2 separate regions of the Homo sapiens genome follow, and region 2 is linked to region 1. Evidence: chromatin loops called from intact Hi-C (ENCODE). Cell type or tissue: OCI-LY7. All regions are shown on one strand. Links, peaks and the distances in the headings refer to the core of each region. The heading gives the core; the rest is flanking DNA.

Region 1 (6,701 bases), core at 739-5,738:
TACATACACGGTTAATTTATGAATGCCTCCATTTCTCTCTCCTCCATTCCCAGGATGACAAAATGGTGGCTTAGCAGAAAATATAAGACAGAAATACAGGGATTCTCATCACAGCCTGATGACTCCCTCGCTGTGTGACCTTCAACAATTCACTTGACTTCTCTGATGCTCATTTGTCTTACCTAGAAAAACAGGAAGGCTGGGCTAAAACAGCTCTCAGCTACCTTCCAGGACTAAAATGTAAGATGCTAAAGGGCAGCTCAGTCTTCAAGACAGTGCAATACCAATGTGAAATGTCTACTCCTTCTGTTGCTGTTTTTAAAAATGAAATACTCGCAGGTACAGACGGTTAGGAAAAGAAATAGATAAAGAAAAAAATAGTTTTATTGTTTTCTTTTATTGTAAAAGTAATACATGCTCACTGAATTTTAAAAAAATAGACCATATTAAAAAGGAAGAAAAAAAGACAAACCAGTCTAATTGCCCCACCCAGAGTTAGAACTACTGTTAATGTTCTTTACATTTGTTCTTCAGATGTTTTTTAAGGCTGGCAGGCACCAGCACACACTCATACACATCTTTTCAAAAACAAACATGAGATCTTTGCATACATGCTGTTTGTAATTTTTTTAGTTAATATTATATGGTTCTCCTTCCATATCAATCAATGCAAAATAGCAGCATCATTCTAATGGCTGAGTAGTACATGACCTTATACCTACACATGGTTTATGTTTCCAACTGAGAAACATTTAAGTGGTTTCTAATTTTCACTTTTCTAGACAGTGTTGAAATAAATATGCTTATGTTCATCCTCATGTATGTACATATTTGAAGACTTTAAATCAAGATTTAATCACAGACTTCTCTCTCTTTTTATGCAGAAGGTTAAAATATTGATCATTTCAAATACCAAATAAAGTTTCTCCACAACTCTGCTATTGCCAGCGCAGGAGGATGCAGCACTGGCCCCACAGCGCCCACATCCTGGCTCTGGAAACACTCGGTCTCCTGATTCAGTGAGGCTACACGGAAGCATGAGGCCCAGCTTTGGGACAACTATGACATCTGCAAGGCTGCAAAGAGGTTTTAGGGCGAGCTCCAGGCTGGTCTCTGCGGCCAACTGACTGTGCGTCACGGTTCAGGAGTCCCTGCAGTAGCCACAGCCGTGCTCCTGTAAAACGTTTGTGGGTCCTATGTTTACATTCTCTGACTCTGAAACCATCGATGTCACCAAACACACTCCTGTTGGCCTGTGTTTAACACAATCCAATTCAGACACATGAAAATTATTATCTCTGTCTCCCAAGCTGAAAGTGCTACTTTCAGTTTGTTAAAGTAAATGTTAAAGTACTTACTTTAACATTCCAAAAAATTATTCTTATACCAAAAACATTTTTAGAGATTGAAGAACAGTATAAAACCTTTTCCTGTTCACTGACATTAGTGTTTATTTTTCTGACTTTTAAAATTATGTCACTGATCCAAATATTCTTTGTGAATGCTAGAGAAAGTATTTCATTCTCTTTTTGTGGTTATTGTTGTATTCATGGGTGATCAGTGTCACAAATATGTACCTGTGTCCATGGCTAAATTTAATTGATGTGGGACATATTCCGTATCAGGTGATGGAGGAAGTAGATGGAGGGAGGCATTCTACATTGGGTATCACTCCACAATTTTGCTAAGATTTGCACAAGAGCCACCTAATTTTATTCTTGGAAGAAACTGCAATTGATCATTTCCAATCCCTGGAGAGGCTAGATTAGAAAGGTTAATTGGCTTGTCCAGGTCACTGACTCCCAGTCCAGAGTTTTTTCCTCTGTGGCACTCCTCGACAGAAGCCCAGTAATTAACTTAGAGCAAAGATGCTCATTTTACACCTGAAAATATCAGACTGATCTTAAATCATTCTGTTCAATAATTAATTCAAAATAAACCAAAGGAGGAGATTTAGTGAAACCAATGCATCTTTAAAATATATATTACCTAGTCTACTCCTGACACTGGAGGGCAGGTTGAAGGGCAGGCCTAACAAAACTTAAAAACATATTCGGGAAGGAGTCCACAGACAAGTTGCAAAACCAAAAAGTATTTAAGATGTCCAGACAGCAGCAATTGGAGGTTTCCAGGTTTGGGTCAGAGTGGGAAGTGGTAACTGAGAACTGATGGGTCATTAGTGTGATCAAGAGAAAGCAGGTGCAAAGAAAAGGCAGAAGCAAGTGGCCCTGGTACAGCCTTAAAGCAAATACCACATTAAAGAAGGCAAAATTGGCGTGGAAACTATCTTCATGGGGTGATAACCACTCCCAAACACATGCATGACCCCCCTGCCTTTTGTTTCTGAACACATGGAAAGATTGATTTGTCCAACTGAGCTGTGAGTTATGAACACATCCTCATGCAAGTTGCTTAACTGCTCCCTTTTTGCCCATAAAGTACATCAGCACCAATATGTGCCATCTCCCCTACAGATCTGCTGTCAGCAAGTTGGAAAAGTTGCCTTAGAAACCATCAGGGGACTTACTTATCTTATAAAATCCATCAGGAGCTGTGGGGAAGAGGAAGATCAATCAACTTGACTGTAACTTCCACCGCGGTAAAGAGTTTATCATATTAAATGGATATATGCAACATATCCAAAACACACACAAGTTATTTGGGGGGAGGGGTCCTTCTCACTTTCACTTCCTCCCCCAACAGCTGGCAGTGATAACTTCTCCCCACACTTGCTGTGTGTAAACTTTGAAGACTAAAATCTTGTACAGCTCTTTAGTTGGGTGGAATTTAAACAGTGACCACCCATGGAGCCAGTCAAACTATCAGCTCACCAACAATACCCCCGTGGTGGTGTTGCAAACCAAATTCACATTCCTGATTCAAAAACATGTCTTCTTAATTAGGATCAGAATCTGCCAGTCTACTCACTGGTGGGAACATGCAGTATTAGGCATCCAGGATAACACGCATATTCTCAAGATCCAGCCAGGTTCTTTAAACAGAAAGGGAACTGCCGTGTGCTCCTTTCTGCAAACCACTAATTACCATCTTTGCCATGATTCTGTAATATGGATCATTTTACTTAATGCAAAACTTTTCAACACTCTAAACGCAGCTACCAGTCACTCACACTAGCTGCAGATCCACAGCAATTTTCCCTGTTAAAATATACCAAATAATATCATTTAGACCATCCCCAATTAAATAATCACTGTGGCAGGAAATAAAAATCAGATTAAGTAGGATTTTGTGGTGTAGGAGACCATTCAAGCTTTTGTCTGGCAGGGAGACCAGGACAGATGAAGGGAGAGGGGTGTCCTACTTCTGAACTTCTCTTTTGGGTTTTAACTCCAGTATCTCAAGCTTCCTCAATTCTTACTTTCCATATTTAGTTCAGTCCATTTTAATTTCTATCCCTTGATTAAACCCCAGTTCCCAACATTTTGTGTATTCTTGTTTATCAAACCTGTGAATTGAGCTATATCAATTTGTTCACTTGAGGACCGGCTGTTGTGGGCGGGGAAGAATATTAGTTTAAACTGGAGTCAAGAACTTAAAGCCACAAAAATAAATAAATAAATATATAAATAAATAAATAAATCAGAAGGAAAGAAAGAAACTGGATAATGTGGAATCATTTCACTGTGAGTCAATCCTGGTTGGTTTTTTTCTGCCCCCTGGTGACTATTAGGACTGGCAAAGAGATCTTAACAGATCAGAGTTCACATTCCAATGGACAGATTTGGGCTTTTTAAATTATTAATTAGATAAACTGCGAAGGAGGTAGCAAAAGAATACATGGATAGAAAAATAAAAAGGGTGATCAAATTCTTCTTCTTCTTCTTTTCCCCCCTACAGCACTGGCATTAGAACAGCTCTGTGTGCACCATATGCATAGTCCTTTACTGTGACTAATGGGAATAATGTACTACATTTCATAATACTGATCTCTTTGGCAATTTGAGAAAAATTCACAACTAAATGATTATACATACTATCTAAAAATACTTATCACAACAAACCCTCAAGCAAAATTTCTTTTTCTGATAAAACTTTGGAAAGCTTTCTAGATAAGCAAAAGAATCATTCAGGCTGCTAAGAAAATAGCACCCCCCCCTTTTCTTCCCTGTTGGGGTAAAGGCTTAATCCTCTCAGATGTTTTCCCTGCTGAATGCTTGTCTTATGTGCAGTTTAAGATGGTATTTAAAATTTTCAAAATTCCTTCTACAAGTGTATTCCTATTTCCCCTAAAATTGGGCTCAAACTGATGTTAACTGGCACAGATGTTAGAAATTCCATCCTCTTTCCAGAAAGGACCAAGTATGAATGAAAGGGAATGTCCCTTTTTAGCAAATTCTTATTTCTTCTCTCTGACTCTGGATGTAATTGTCAGCATACCCATCAAAGTGGGTGAACATCATACACAACTTGCCTGCGAATGACTCCCTAACAGTTACACGGAGATCCTTCTGCAGAATGTCTGTAAAATTAGAGTCTGTAAATCGGAGTTGCTACTTACAACATTTTCTATTCCGAGTGAGGGGAGCACTTTGCTCTGAAAATATAGACAGCCAGTGTTCTAATGCTATACGGAAGACTATAGATCAAAGAGATCAAAGCTGGATTCATGTTTTCATTAACTACAAGCATTTACACGCAGGTAACACTAGCCATCAAATGCTAAACCAAAACTTTTTCTATTGTTTATAATTATTTTTATTCACTGCTTAAAAAATAATACAGAAAAAAGTGTCATCTATACTCAAATTAAATATGCAACCTGATGCCACGCATTACCCAGGAATATTTTGCTGCAAATCAAATAAGTTAGGAAAATCACCTCTACATTCACTTCATAAGAGGGGTGCACGTGTTTGGTTTCTTTCCTCCATGGCTAGTGGTATACTTCGTGGTTCCATCTGACAGCTAACTTCAACATTTCACACGGAATTGAGTGGCTCTGTTTTCATTCTAATGAGTGCTTTAAAACTGGCAACCTAAAACTTAAATTTCTGACGTTCATCAAGGTTAATAAATAACTTCTTATAAATAAAGGATTAGGTTTGACTTTAAAGCTCACGATTAAAACAAAATAATTTTAAAAATAAAACATTGTAAATGTTGGAGGAGATAAATCCTTATAAAACATTCACCAGAATGTCAATGTTTTCTTATTTCTGCTAGTATGGAAAAAATATATATTTGTTAAGTTCTCAAATTATTCTGATTTCCTAACTTATCCCAAATCTCCTCTTAGGGTATTATTTATATTTCTTGTTTCCTAAATAGCCTAAATCGTGTTTTATATACAATAATGCCTCTATATTAGCCAATTTGGAGAATGCATATTTAAAATAAAAATCTTATAAAATATTAATTATCTGTGTCTATACATGGCTGATAATCTTTACAGTAAACAAGAGCAGAAAAGGTATGGATGATTCTTAATGGAAGCTAAAAATACAATGACAAGGAAATGAAATCATTGTACTCCAGAGAAATTAACTCTAGATGCAATCTTCATAAGTACTAAGACTGGGTCCATAAAACAAACAAAATCAGTCTCATTATTAGTCATCACGCTTCATGTGTTTATCTTTGTAAATGTAGTATACGGCAGTTCTCTAAACACCAAATATAACGTGAACAGGAACTGATTTTTATTATAATTGTTACTATGGTTTTTCCAAAGTCATTGACTTTGATCTAAAATAAAAGCCATTACTAATAAAAATCAGTAAACATAGACAGTAAGTGGAAAAATGTTTGTAATCTTCAAACGCACTATGCAACATGAAGAAGATTGATGTCGCCATCATTTTGAAAGCAATCAAAACTTCTCCTCTTACCAGTTACATAACGACCTCACTAAAATAACTAGAAAAAATAGAGGTTCTCTAATAATATTTAATATGTGTTCCACCAGAGGAGAATTTCATCCAAAGCTGTAGCTCACAAAATTCCCCAAATCAACAGGCAGACAACTTGTTTTGCAGCCGAGCACAGTAGCTCCACTATATTTTCTCAAAGATGGCTGATGCAAACCACACCTCATAACTCCATAAAAATGTTTGCTCAGATGGACTTATGCAAATGCAGTTTCAAAATAACCTGCTCAAATTTCGGCGCATTGAAGATGGACCTACAAAGCGTTTGCGACATTATATCTGGTTCCAGCGGAATTTCAGTGGGTACTAAGGAGAGCACAAGCTCCAAATCATCCTTGTAAAGAAAGACTGAAACGTCAGTGCGCAAACATCAAATCCTATGGGCACATTCACAGCCCTGGGACCTGGTCCCTGAACACTGATCCGTCACCAATGTAAAGCAAGCAAAGCCATGAGGCGCTTCTTGAGGTCTCCATCCTGCCCTTCAAGTAGAAGGGGCCATCTTTGAAAAGCTGAGTCTTTTCTTTTAAAATTAGATATTCCAAAGATGGGATTTTCAAAATGGGGGATGAATTTAGAGGGTAAATTATTTATTATGTGAGGCAAATAAAATATACTTTAAATGATCCATTTCCATAAAATGATATTTATTTTCAACCTGGCAGTATTTCATAATCAGACGCCCTTCTACAAAGACTTTTCTGTGAATATAAAGTTCCCAGTTTTCTTCTACTTAAAAGTAAGTAATAGAAAAGTGCAGGGTAATTACAATACCGAAGCAATTTCAATTAACTTCATATGCAGCCTGATTTC
Region 2 (6,701 bases), core at 1,098-6,097, 77 kb before region 1:
CATTCTGGAGCTGGACACCCAAGAAAGGAGGTCGGGGGATCTCCAAGCCAGGATTAATGAGGTTAAAATCAGGCGCATTCAATTTGCATGTTCTTAAACCTTTGCCATAGAAACTTTGCCTTGGCATTGCTATGTTAATGCACAGTCAGGAGAACAGAAGTCCGAGGAAACCATCTTGAATGTGTTCTAAGCAACCAATTAGCTGCTGTCATTTATCCAGGGGTCTGCTTCTCCCAGGAAGCATGCAGAGCTAACAAGGCAGATGAGCACCTGGTGCTTGGGACTAGTCTTAAAAAAGAGAAGGGCCAAGCACGGTGGCTCACACCTGTAATCCCAGCACTGTGGGAGGTCAAGGCGGGTGGATCACCTGAGGTTGGGAGTTTGAGACCAGCCTAACCAACATGGAGAAACCCCATCTCTATTAAAAATACAAAAAAATTAGCCGGGCATGGTGGCGCATGCCTGTAATCCCAGCTACTCAGGAGGCTGAGGCAGGCGAATCACTTGAACCTGGGAGGCGTAGGTCGCAGTGAGCCGAGGTTGCACTCCAGCCTGGGCAACAACAAGAGTGAGACTCCGTCTCAAAAAATAAATAAATAAAAGGGGGAAGAAATGACATTAATGTTCCTGACAGAGGGGGTCAGGAGAGGGCCTCTCAAGCATTCCAACATCGCATCTAGGGCGGAGGTGGATGCGGTTCCCCTCAGGCCTGTCTGCGCTACAGCCAGGGTACAAGGGCCAGTGTTCTCTACAGTGATGACGGACGGCTGGGAATCACCCCTGGAGCCTCTAACTGATCACACCTGACTTTTAGGTTTGAGCTGCAAGTGGCAGCAGCTGCCAAATCTGGGAGATACGATCTCAGCTTCTGCCCTCCTGCGGCTCATAGCCTAGAAGAAGAGATAGATATTAATCAAACTGTCAAATAATTGTGAAACTGTGGGTTGATCAATGCATCAAAGGAAAGGGTAAATAAGAGGGTGTGAACCTCACCTGGAGTTGGAAAGTTGTTGGGATTTGAAAAAAGTGCAAGGTTTACTAGGTGAGAAGGAGAGGCAGGAAGGGCAGAAAAGAGAAGCCCAGGCACCAGGACCTGAAGGAAGAGACAACCCCTCGCAGGAGAGAGCTTTGGGAACAACACATATTATTTTATTGACTATTTAAATAATTACCTGGTAGTTACGTGAAAAGGATTATTGAGGTTAAAATTGGGAGCGTTTAAGTGGCATGTTCTTAAATCTTGTGCCATAAATTGCCTTCTCTGTATTCAAGATACTTTCTCATTCTGAATTTCTTATACACCTAGCAGAACGCTTGAAGAAATTATTGCTGTCATGGTTGCAGCAACAGTAACCAATATTCTGTCTCGGCGAACAGTATTAAAAGCCTATACTTTACATGCTTCAGTTCACATGATTCTGACAACAACCCTATGGGCAGGGGAGCAGTGAAGAAATTCTGCCCAAGATCACACAGCCTGGGTGTGACAGGGACCAGATCTGAACCCAGGCCCAACTAGTTCAAGGCTGTGTGCATAAACAGAGCAGCATCGCTCAGCGGGTCAGCAGAGGAGGTGGAAAGATACCCAGGGACAGCCTGCTGTCAGTCCTGAGACCTGGCGACTCAGCAAGCTTCCTATGACATCACCTGCCTCACCTGTAAAATTGGAATAATGACACCTGCCCACCCACCTCCTTGGGTTGTTGTGAGGCTTAATACAAGCACACGTGAGCCTGACAGGTTGAGAGCACCACACAAAAGAGAAGCATTATGATTGGGCAAAAACACACCCTGATAATAACTTCAAGTAGGCACAATGAATGACACCCTCCCAAGACCACAGACATAATTACAGAGAAAGGAGAAAGAGAGAAAATTGAAGTCACTCCCCCTCACCTTGACCCTGAGGCATAAAAATGAGCACTAACAGCAATTTACCAAAGTCTACCAAAGTCTACCTGTCTAGTAAAGAATCAACCTTATCCAAAAAAAAAGTGTGGCTTTTTCCCTTTCCTGGACTCTGAGAGGTAACCTCTAAACCCTTAGATTGTACTGCCTGAGAAGAGTGGGGACCTTGGGCTACCCAGATAGTCTAATAACGTGATTTATGGCAGGGGCCCTGGGCCATGCAGCATCAACTCAATCTCCAGAGAGGCTGGAGACCTAGGCCAGCCACACAGCTGTCAGCTACATGAGTGAGCCCCAGTAAAAACTAGGCTCAAGAAATAGCATTTGACCCAGCAATTCCATTACTGGGTATATACCTAAAGGATTATAAATCATTTTACTATAAAGACACATGCACACGTATGTTTATTACAGCACTATTTACAATAGCAAAGACTTGGAACCAACCCAAATGCCCATCAATGATAGACTGGATCAATAAAATGTTGCACATATATACCGTGAAATACTATGCAGCCATAAAAAAGAATGAGTTCATGTCCTTTGCAGAGACATGGATGAAGCTGGAAACCATCATCCTCAGCAAACTAACACAGGAACAGAAAACCAAACACCACATGTTCTCACTCATAAGTGGGAGTTAAACAATGAGAACACATGAACACAGGGAGGGGAACACCACACACTGGGGCCTGTTGAGGGATGGGGGACAAGGGGAGGGAAAGCATTAGGACAAATACCTAAGGCATGCAGGGCTTAAAACCTAGATGATGGGCTAATGAGTGCAGCAAACCACCATAGCACATGTATACCTATGTAACAAACCTGCACGTTCAGCACATGTATCCCAGAACCTAAAGTAAAATTAAAAAAAGAAAAATATACAAAATTAACTGATAAGCCTCTTATAAATAAGAGCCAAGAGGGAAGTGATTTGGTCTTCTTTATATCAAAACATTGCATATGAGTAAACAACCAGACAACTAAAACAGAATAGAAAGTTTAAAAGTCAACCCAACTACATACAAAATTTAAAATATAATTGAGATAGTGTCTCACATCTGTGAGAACAGGATGGACTTTTTATTTATTTTTTTTTTATTTTTATTTTTTGAGACGGACTTTTTAATAAATAGTATTGTGACAACTGGAGAGTCATTTGGAAAAAGATACAATTGCAGCCCACACCTGACACCAAACACCAGAATAAACCGTGCGTGAATCAGAAACCCAAAAACTGAAAAAATGAATTATGTACACATATTGAAATACCATGCTGTATCCCAGAAACACATACATTATGTGTCAACTAAAGATAAAAGGGGGAATTTCTTAATAGTAAAAAAAAAAAAAAAAAAAAAAAAAAAAAGGCTGGGTGCAGTGACTCACGCCTGTAATCCTAACACTTTGGGAGGCCAAGGCAGATCACTTGAGGTCAGGAGTTTGAGACCAGCCTGGCCAACATGACGAAACCCTGTCTCTGCTAAAAACACAAAAAATCAGCCGGGCAGTGTGGTGGGCACCTGTGATACCAGCTACTCCGGAGGCTGAGGCAGGAGAATTGCTTGAACCCATGAGCCGGAGGTTGCAGTGAGCCAAGGTTGCACCATTGCACTCCAGCCTGGGCGATAAGAGCAAAACTCCATCTCAAAAATAAAACAAAACAAAAATACAGGCTCAGGTGAGATTCCCTGTGGGCCCCTGCCCTCAGCTTATTTTAATTTGTATCTTTTTCCTGCAATAAACCATAACTTTGATTATAACCACTTTCAGTAAGTGCTGTAGGACTTTCTAACACCTGAATGTGGTCTTGGAGACCCTTGAACCTGCAACTGGCATCAGAAGTGGAAGTGGTTTTGAGGACCCCAAACTTTGTAGTTTTTCTACAATGTCATTTAATCCTCAAAAACCAAAGAAGCGGGTGTTAGTCCCACCTCACAGACAAAGACACTGAGTAGCTTAGAGGGCCATCACTTGATCATGATCCCATATCCAGTGGGTAGAGGAACTGGGGTTAATCACCAAGCTATGCACCAGTGAAACTCTCATTGGGTGCAGAGTAATACTGCCTCCATCTGCTACCCTGAGAGTGACAGGCAAGTGAATAGAGGGCCTCACTCATTGCTGATGCTTGGAACAGTAACCCATGCCATGAGAGGATAGGGGAGACCTTAGAAAGTGCTCTAGTACGGAGAAAATATGATGCTGTAGAGATGCTGGGTGGTATCATGACCTTACCATCTCCAACTCTGAGACAGGCCACCTAGGACAGAGACACCCACAGCAGCCCTGAAACCCAAACCTGAGCCCTTTCGTGGTCAGAGCCAAACCAGTCATCAGGAGCAGGAGGCTGGTCAGCAGTGATGCAATGCCTCCTGGGACAGAACATTCCACTGAGAGGGAGAGGCCGGCAGAGGGGCTGCGTCAGGGGAGCAAGGAGGCAGGTGCCCAGAGAGAGGGAGAGGTAAAGCAGGAGTGGGCAGATGGGGCAGTCAGCAGCACATCTGCCCCCAAGATGGGGATGGGGTCCATCTGCTCAGCACCACTGCCTGCCAGGATGGGGTCGGGGGAGGGGGGCAGGAAGGAGGCTGCACACGCAGCAGATTCCACCCCCAGCACAGAGGCCAAGCTGTGGCTGTCAATCCTGCCTCCCGTCTCAGAGAACTGGCGTGACCAATGCTCTCAGCTTCCTATACACACGCCACCCCAGCTATATGCCATACAATTGGTTTTACAAGAGCAACAGATTTAACGCTGCCTCCCCGCAATAGCTTTGTGAGCTCTGCAGCCCCTGAAATACACAACCAAGCAAGATGTCACACCTAAAATCCAGGTTGATGTGCTCTGTTTCTGTATTTTTTTAAAGCCTGCACCTCTGCAATTGTTTTCCATTTTATGTTATACATGTACACAAAACAGAAGACAAATCTGGCCAATCAGATTGTCTTGCTTTTGCTTTATCCTTAAAGTTCATCAATCTAAATAATACCTAGTTATAAGGGATATTTAGCAAATAATTGTTTAGGAGAAAGATTTTTAACATAGAAGTAACTGAGAAACATAGGATTCCTAATAATAGTAATGTGAATTTATCTGGGACTTTTAAAACATCCTTCAGGGAACAAGCACCGAAACAGGCGTTATTGACCTACAGGTCCCCCACAAGGGTCCATGGATGGGTTTCAGGATGTTCATAAAAACCATGAAATTGAAACTGTTTGCAAAGTCATATAAGCGCACGCTCCAGAGTAATTTTTCTGAGGTGAAAGTCCAAAGCTTTCATCAGCCTTTGAAAGGGATCTCTGATTCCAAAATGTTAGCACCACTAGTACACTCAACTCTGGCACATTCTTGGTCTCATTTACTCCCGAGTCATTCTTGTGAATTACACAGGGTGAGAATGATTAACCTGCTGTGTAGATGGGAAAGAGCTATGATCATCCAAGTTCATGGAGTGGTGTCACTTGCTTAATAGAGCTCAGTGACAGTGTTTATCACAGTCCACTTTGCAGTAACTTGGCAATCCACACGTTTCTCTACCCAAAACTTTAAACTCCTTGAGGACTGGGACTCCTCCTCGAAGACCTGACACATGGTAGGCATGCAGTCAGAGCCCAAGCAGTCAAGTTCCTGAGGGGGATGCAGGCAGACCAGGATCAAGGTTTCCAGGCACTGCCTCAAGAAACCTGGTACACTTACAGTAGGTGCCGGATAAAGCATCTCCTGTGATAATGGTGATCCTGCCTTCCTTGCCTACTGTTCTCATTCCCCAGATGATTCATCCCCAGATGAAGTGAAAACATCTGCTTTGGCTTCAGAGAAAGAATGTCCCCTCCCTGAGTCTTGTGCCAGACCTCCACCAGGGCAACGATATGGCCCAGCACGCCCATGGCTGCAGGGATATTACTGGGCCTGTCAAGGTGACTCTTTGTGGGGAGAAGCCAGGGAGTCAATGCTTCTCCCCACTCACAGTGCTAACGTGATTCAAGTCAATGGTTCCTGCTCTGTCTCCAGAAACAGAACTGAGAAAATCTTGACGAAGCACTCTCAGGAAATAGCAGGTAAGAGGTGAGGCCCCAGGAAACATCTTCAGACTTCCTCTCTCAACAAAGAAGTCACAATTTTGCTGAAAGGCTACTTCAGTTCTGCAGCTCCCAGCTTGGAGCAATTTCAACCTGAGCAGCCTGCAACCTGTTGGAGCAGATGTTTTACAGGTAGTCTGGTGTGGTGTATTCTGAAGCATCACTAGCTTGAAGGTCCAGCATCACAGCATCAGTTTTGTTTTGTTTGGTCATTTGTTTTACCACTGCCACAGAGACAAACGGGTTCTGCACACACACTGGCAGACGGGATTTGTTTGTCTCTTTTGATGGCTAAGTATTGACTTCAGAATACAAGCCCTGAAGTCAATAGACCTGACTTGGACCCTGGCTTGGTCTCTTACCCGGTAACTTTTGGCTAGTAATGTAACCTTTCTGAGCCTCAGTTTCTGCAGAGTTGTTTAGAATAGTAGAGTGTTTAGAATACAGTGTCTGTCATCTACTAACAAATGAATACTATTATTATTTAGACATGGAAGAAAAGATAAGCCTATAATTGAAGTAAAACTCAAGCCCAACACTTAAGGAATTTCATATGAACTGAAAATCACAATAATTCTGCCTTCCCTGTGCACTGCCACAGAGGAAGGGCCGTGCTCATCTGTACAACAGGGTTAAAAAACCTCAACAATAAAGACCCATAACCCAATTAAAAATAGGCAAAGGATTTGAATAGATGTGTCTCCAGAGAAG

Evidence for each region. A loop is a pair of places that touch in the nucleus more often than their neighbours do. Peaks named below come from ENCODE experiments on the same cell type or tissue, not always from the same donor. Only the 100,000 strongest peaks of a DNase experiment are listed, where the experiment ranks them.
Region 2: a loop joins it to region 1, with 3 times the contacts of the local background. A loop is called at or near these places in 3 of 110 quality-filtered maps.

The regions. Positions count from the first base shown.
Region 1 is chr10:110,646,131-110,652,831 of GRCh38, reverse strand. All of the region lies in intron 1 of RBM20 (RNA binding motif protein 20), which reads right to left. Among named protein-coding and RNA genes, the nearest start is that of RBM20, 5.1 kb to the right of the region's middle. RefSeq lists enhancers at 598-1,097, 1,098-1,599. In OCI-LY7, for the core only: CTCF peaks have their summits at 3,497 and 3,711 (motif pointing left); DNase peaks (open chromatin) are centred at 1,081, 2,231 and 2,701; H3K4me3 peaks cover 2,520 bases; H3K27ac peaks cover 2,805 bases.
Region 2 is chr10:110,723,720-110,730,420 of GRCh38, reverse strand. All of the region lies in intron 1 of RBM20 (RNA binding motif protein 20), which reads right to left. Among named protein-coding and RNA genes, the nearest start is that of RBM20, 83 kb to the right of the region's middle. In OCI-LY7, for the core only: a CTCF peak has its summit at 3,961; DNase peaks (open chromatin) are centred at 3,990 and 5,960; H3K4me3 peaks cover 1,352 bases; H3K27ac peaks cover 2,107 bases.